Regions from separate parts of the Mus musculus genome. Here region 2 is linked to region 1. Evidence: chromatin contacts called from ENCODE POLR2A ChIA-PET data. All regions are on one chromosome and are shown on one strand. The core of a region is the stretch at or near the end of the contact, and the rest is flanking DNA. Distances in the headings are between cores, read along the strand shown.

Region 1 (3,323 bases), core at 260-2,759:
CACTTGGGAGGTAGAGGCAACAGAATTGCTCAGATTTCAAGGCCAGCCTGGGCTACAGAGTGAGGCCCTATCTCAATAATAATAATAATAATAATAATAATAATAAACCAAAAATTAAAAGACGAAGTAACATACTCAGGATAGTTGTTGACGAATGGATAAATATGTCCTCAGTATCTTAATTAACTATGGGTTTCTAGCATCCCTTAGGGGGTCTGTAGACACATAGACCAATGACAGATTTAGTGTGGGAGGTAGAACTTGGGCAGACACACACACACCTTGCAGGGCTCTCACAAGTCTCTGTGCAAGTTAAAACTGTGGTGGTATTCAGGATGTATTGCCCTGCTTAGCAAGTGCATCAATGACACACCGCATTACACACCAGCAAGTATTTCTTTTAACAGAACATTTCAGGACAGGCAGTGGTGGCGCATGCCTTTAATCCCAGCACTTGGGAAGCAGAAGCAGGCAGATTTCTGAGTTCGAAGCCGGCCTAGGTCCAGTCCTGAGTTCCAGGACAGCCAGGGCTACACAGAGAAAAACCCTTTCTGGGGGGGGGGAGGGGCACATTTCCGGTAAAACCCTTTTTGTTGTACTGTTGAGGGAACTAGAACACACAGGAAATTCAAGGGTGATGTATTCTAGTCATAACTCCGCAAATTTAGGAGACAAAACAGCGGAGGGCTGGACTAATCATGGAAGCTTACAAAACGTATGTGTTCTGTAGCTCGATGGTAATGACCGGTAAGAAAATCAGAATGCCTCACCAGAACTCAAGTTCAGCCACTACAAATGTACTAATTTAATCGTAGCACAGTAGCAAAACTCGATAGGAAATGAGGAGAAAGGAGGACCATTTAGAACTGGCTGGTTATGGGATTTACTATGGCATCCCCATCACCTTTCCTGTGAGAAGATAAAGGCAAAGTTGCAGAATGCCTGCTCTGTTTGCTCCTGGGCCTCTTCTCTCCCTATCAAATAATTTCCCAATCTGAAATTGATAACGCAGACGGTGACCAGGCCTTGGTAAGCCGGGCCACAGGCCTCCAGAGAGACACCGCCTGGCTCCGAAGCCGACCACGGTCAGCAGAAGGCCGGTTTGGAGTTTCGGGTTTCCAAAGACCAGCCCATGCCCTTTGCAACCACGGACTCGGGGGCAGCTCTGTGGATCTGGACCAGGGCTTAAGTCCTGGGGCAGAAGAAGGAAGCAGCCGCCGCCCCAAATGAAGGAGTCAGACCACAGGGCTTCCCAGAATGCGAGAAGCATCGAGACCTCACGGACGTTCCCACCGGTTGGCTCCCTTCTCTCGGCCCCGCCCGGCCCCGCCCGGCCCCGCCTCAATCACTCCAGCCTCCTCCCCAGCTGAGAGAGATGGGGAGGAGGGGGGCGGGAAACCTCCGCCTGCGCCTTTAAGGGGCGTGACCGCAGGCTCCGCCCCTTCTCCACGCTCGCGCCAATGAGGGGAGGGGTGCGGGAGGAGGCGCCTGGTGTGCGGGGCAGGCGGCGGAAAGTGAGCCGGTGCGCAGGCGCAGTGGTCACACGACAGACTGTGTGTTTCCAAAATGGCGGCGGCGATGGATGTGGATACCCCCAGCGGCACCAACAGCGGCGCGGGCAAGAAGCGCTTTGAAGTTAAAAAGGTTGGGCTCGCCAGCGCCTTCCTCAAGGAAGCTAGGGAGGCGCGGATATGGCTGGCAGGCCCGAGGAAGAGCTAGGCGCGGGGGAAAGGGCTTCATTTCAGGGCGTTCCTGGGACCGGGCACCAAGAACGGAAGCCGGGGGGCGGGCCTAGGGTTGATCGGCATGCTGGTGGCCCAGTGTCTGGGGCCCTATTAGTCTTGCTGGGGAAGCTGTGGGGCCAATCGCAGAGCTGCTTACTGAAATACGCGAGGTTGACTTCGATGCGGGAGCCAAGCGCTTGAGCTGTCACTGAAGTGACTGAGAGGTGGGGGAAGGACAGGGTGGGGTGGGTGGGATGCAGACTCGTGAAGAGACTGCGGCGGGTGGAGGATGGGGCCGTGCGGAGAACCCCGGGAACGTGAGATGACAGCGCAGAGGGGCTCTGCCGGTGTTCTTGCTCCGCCCCTTCCTGGATCCTAGAATCTATTGACTCCGAGGGACCTGGCGTGGGCCCTCGATTGTATGGCGGCCTCCATTGGCCTCTAAACCCACAGTCAAGTGTAAAGCTTGGTTCTAACGAGATGGCTACTAGTTGTCACATAGCATCTGCCACTCCAGTGGTTCTCTGATGTCCCTGTACACTTCTAACACAAAATGATAATTTAAAAGCCTGGTGGGCTTTGTTTTAAAAGCAAGCCCAGAACTTGTGCCATTTAAGAAGGTGGAGTACTAATTGCTAATGACCTGAGAACAGAAAAACAAAAATATGAAACGTCCTTTTGTATGCCGTTCCCCTTCATAGTTTGCTAGTCCTTTAAAAGTGTTGATTCCTACCTAAGATTACACAGATCTGTTAAAAATGAAGATCTTGAAGAGGGCAAGGTGTTTTCTTTTTATGGATTATTTTTGGAACGTGTCGCTGAGAATATCCCTCACCCCACCCCCTTTTTGTGTCATCTCATTGTGGCCACTGCTGCTCAGTTACAGCCTGCAGCCATTATGAAAAATAAAAATGTAATGTAGAATTTACTAAACTCTTATGCTTGAATTTGGAAAGTCAAACCAAAGTAGTCCTTGAAAAGGGTGCCTTGTCTAACATAAGAAGTCTTAGGTCGACTTACTGGAGCTAACAAAGTAATTGTTTGGATATATGAACGTTGAGAACATCAGTTTACTTGGTAAGAGGAAAAGAAAATCGCAGTGGATTCTACTTTGCTTGCAGTGCTCTTTTAAGGTTTAAGTGATGACCTCGTTCTGTGTACTGAAACTGGGTAGGTAACTTGCTATCCAGCTTATCCTGTGATTATCCACTTAGTGGTCCATTTATTATCTTAGTTCAGTCTGTTCACTTCCTTGCCTCTGAGTCCAAAACTTTGTGGAGAGCCCGTGCTTATGCAGATTTTGAGTTCTTCCACAGCTGTCAGGGAAAGCTGTACAGAAAATAGTACTAATATTCTCACGTTGGTTTGGCTAGCTAAATTATTTTACATTATATATAAAAAATTGAAGATACCCATGTTCATATACTTCATCTTTCAAGGAATGGGGAAGTGTACAGGTGGTCTGCTGTTGTCCTCTGATATAGTCCAAATAGTATAATCCAAAAACATCCTTTCTTTGGTAGGCCCTGTGGCTGGGGCGTTGGTAACTGAAGCTGCAAGCTGAAGTCCTAATGAGCTGTTAGATTACAAGGAAAATGC
Region 2 (3,323 bases), core at 368-2,867, 350 kb after region 1:
TCACTCTTTCAGATTTACTGCTAAAAACCTCTAGGCCAGTTTCTCCTAAAGAGATCCTAGATACATAAGATTCCTCCTGACAGGTCTGCAACGCCTGGGTTTCCTGTGCAGTTTCCTTTCTCCACACTGGATTTATATCCATCAATTTTGATTAAATTAGGAAAGATATTTGCATGGGAACACCGTAGGCTACATCCTGCTTTCTCCCCATTTGACAAAAAGGAGAACAGACTGGAGAAATGGAACAATGGGCTAGAGGATTCAGGTTCAGAAAACGATCAACATCACAAAATCTTGTATTTTAGATTCACAGTCCATCACTCTATTCCTAAGGCTACCCAACGTCCTTTAGCCGCTTCCTTTGGGCTTACTCAGCTAAATTTCTTTTTCCTCAGGTCCTAACACAATCCATGCGCTTCTAGCTGTCTATTGTGGTGTTCTGTAACTACCGCATGAACCACAGGCTGCCTTTCCGCCAGACTCAGCTCCTCCTTCCGAGGCAGGGAGCCATGGGAGGGACGGAGGGACAGAGTATAAACAAGCCAAGTCCCTGCCCCTCTGGGAGCTTAATCCCTGAGCGTCTAGTATTGTCTGGGCTTGAAGCCGAGTATGACTTGTACTGCAAAGAGGTACAAAGTTCTGCGAGCCATCTTGAAGGTTTGCACACCCCTTCACGGCTCACAGGTTTCCTAAGGAACCCAGAAACTATGTTTTGTTTTGCTTTTGACTCTAGTTCAATGTTGAATTTTTAAGACTGAGGAAATGGGCTCCCGTGGAGCAACTGGATAATTCCCAAGGTCACAAGCGAGCAGCTAGTAGTACGGAAGTCTGTCCGGACCCTGGTTCGTGGATAGGTTTCAAGAATGCGCTCTCCGTACTAGTGTTTATTCTGCAACCACGCCCGCTCCCAATCCCTAAATCAGTGGGCAACCTGACACCCGCTGAAGCAGCGGAGCTTGGGACCCGCCTGCCCTCCGCTAACCTCGCGCGGAGCGTGGGAGGAGCGCTGGCTGGCTACCCACGTCCCAGTCCCCTTACCCCCGGGCAGAGTCCGCCAAACAACACAACAGGCCAGTCCTGGCTAGGCCTAGGCCAGAGCCAGCCCCGCCCCTCTCCGCCCCTCTCCGCCCCTCCGCGCCGCAGCCGCACGTGCAGAGCCTCGTGCAATCGCGCCGGCCCCGCCCTCTTGCCCCATTGGCTGCCGCGAGCCTTTCCCTCACTGCCCCGCCCCGCGAGGCTCCGCATCTGCTGCCGCTCCACGTGACCCTCGGGGCTGGGCCGTCGCGCCCCGCTCCGCCTTCCTCTGAGGTGGCTTCTCCGAGGGAAGGAGAAAAAGGAGGCTGCGATGAGGTGGGAGGAAACCTGTAGTCACGAAAGTGGTGGCGAAAGGGACGCGACTGACCAAAAAAGAACAGGGGGGCTCCGCAGAAGGGCCCGACGCTCCCGGGCAGGCGGAGCGATACTCCTCACCTGGCCCAGCACGTGTCTACATCGTTTGGTTCTCACAGCCAATCCTAGCCTGAAGAGCTGTGCCCGCCCTTACGCAGCGCGCACCAATCGGAAGCCACGCTATGGGACCGCTGGCCTGGCCTTATGAATAATGAATGAGACGGAACCAGTCCGCGGGAGGGGTGCGGATGGAGAGAGGTGGGGGTGCAGTAGCGCGTCTGCGCAGTGCTGCCCGTGTCAGCAGCTGCGGCGGGTCGAGCCGCTCCGGCCCGTCTCGGGGTGCGGGCGGGGGAGGCGAGGCGCACGAGTGGGGCGCAGGGCACGATGTCCGACGCGGGCGGCGGGAAGAAGCCGCCTGTGGAGCCTCAGGCGGGGCCGGGCCCGGGGCGTGCAGCTGGAGAACGGGGCCTGTCGGGCTCCTTCCCTCTGGTCCTGAAGAAGCTGATGGAGAACCCCCCGCGCGAGACGCGCCTCGGTGAGGGGGGGGGGCTCGCGCGTGTCTGGGGGCGGGGTTTCTGTAAAGGCGGGGCCTTGTGGGGGCGGGCCGGCCCGGGCCGGGTCAGAGGTCAGGGTGAAGCGGTCCAGTGGTGTGGTGTTTATGCGGGCCCGGGCATGACTAGGGGCCTGCTGGACTAGGCCTCTAGCCCAGAGAGAAAGTCAGGGGGTGATCTGGAAAGGACAAGTCAACAGAACTTTGCAAGGAAGCCGCCACTTAGAGGGGGCTCCAGTGGGGCCGCCTGCATCCAAATCCTGAGGATACTGCTTGCCTTCAAATGCGGGTTCCTGGACCTCACCTAGTCTGCGGATCTTGAGACAGAGCGTGTATTTTAAGAAACACTCCACTGCACCCTCGTGGGTGCAGAGTTCACCACCAAAGTTTGAGAGGCCCTGATCAGTATAGCAGATGGCCTTTGTATGTCTTTGGTCCGTCCTGGAGGAAGACGATTCCTCCTCTCTACGAGTGGACAGTGAGCAGGTCCACGGTGGTGCTTTACTGGAAATGCATCCCTGGGAGGTGTGGATGGAGGAGGCAATTTGAGATGAGGGTCGGTAGTGTCTCCCAGTTGTTTTTAAATCAAAGCCTGGTTTAAAAAAAAATTAAGGGAATGAAGGCTGGGCAAAGTAGGGCTGTGATGAGGGTTAGAATGTGGCCACTCAGGTCCTTCTCCTGGTTGATTGTTGGGAATCACAATAGCAGGACCGGGCTTCATCGAATTGCCCAGGCCACAAGAGTCCCTGGGGCCTGGTGTGGAAAGCAGACTTGGCCTGGGTATTTGGCCTGGAAGAGCAGCAGGACTGCCACCTATTGTGGGGTTTTAGGTCCATTGATGTGTGCTTTCAGTCTGAGATCTTCAGATTTCCAAGAGCTCAGCTTAATTAGGGTATCTGGGAAGGACTTGGCTGTTTGTGGATTGCTTGTATCAGGGATCTCATTTCCCTTTCTAAAATGCTGTTGTTTCTTTCCTTGGGTGTGTTCTGGGGCTGCTGTGCTTATGGTTGTCCCTGTTACGTTATAAATAGCTTCTGCTCATCAGGTGAGGCTAGATTCTCTCCTCCTGCCTCAGGACCTCATGTGCACAAACGCTTTTGTTTGTATGAAGGTGATGACTCCATCCAGATCTGAGTGTAAGACAAACTGCAAGGGCTGGTGCTCACATCTGGCAGCTCTTGCCTAAGCTCACCAGAGAGGACCAGGCCATACTGGGGTTTTGCTTTGCATTTGCCCACACTCACAAAGCATTTTGACATAGTCTTATCTTGTTTGGGTTACTACCTCTCCACTTCTAGGTGAGGAAAGTTGAGACTCCTGAGAGGCATAGATGGTTTCTCAAGGTCACATGGGTGGGCCTTCTGGCTCTTGGTTTGGTGTTCTT

Evidence for each region. ChIA-PET counts read pairs that join two places held with the same protein, here RNA polymerase II (POLR2A).
Region 2: POLR2A ChIA-PET joins it to region 1 with 16 read pairs in embryonic stem cell. The contact joins the promoter of Tef here to the promoter of Rbx1 in region 1. POLR2A ChIA-PET finds 5 or more read pairs at or near these places in 3 of 5 experiments (Patski and embryonic stem cell).

The regions. Positions count from the first base shown.
Region 1 is chr15:81,464,807-81,468,129 of GRCm38, forward strand. Rbx1 (ring-box 1) reads left to right here and starts at 1,510. Exons shown (of 5, transcript NM_019712.3): 1 at 1,510-1,644. The coding sequence starts at 1,567.
Region 2 is chr15:81,809,797-81,813,119 of GRCm38, forward strand. Tef (thyrotroph embryonic factor) reads left to right here and starts at 1,618. Exons shown (of 4, transcript NM_017376.3): 1 at 1,618-1,924. The coding sequence starts at 1,774.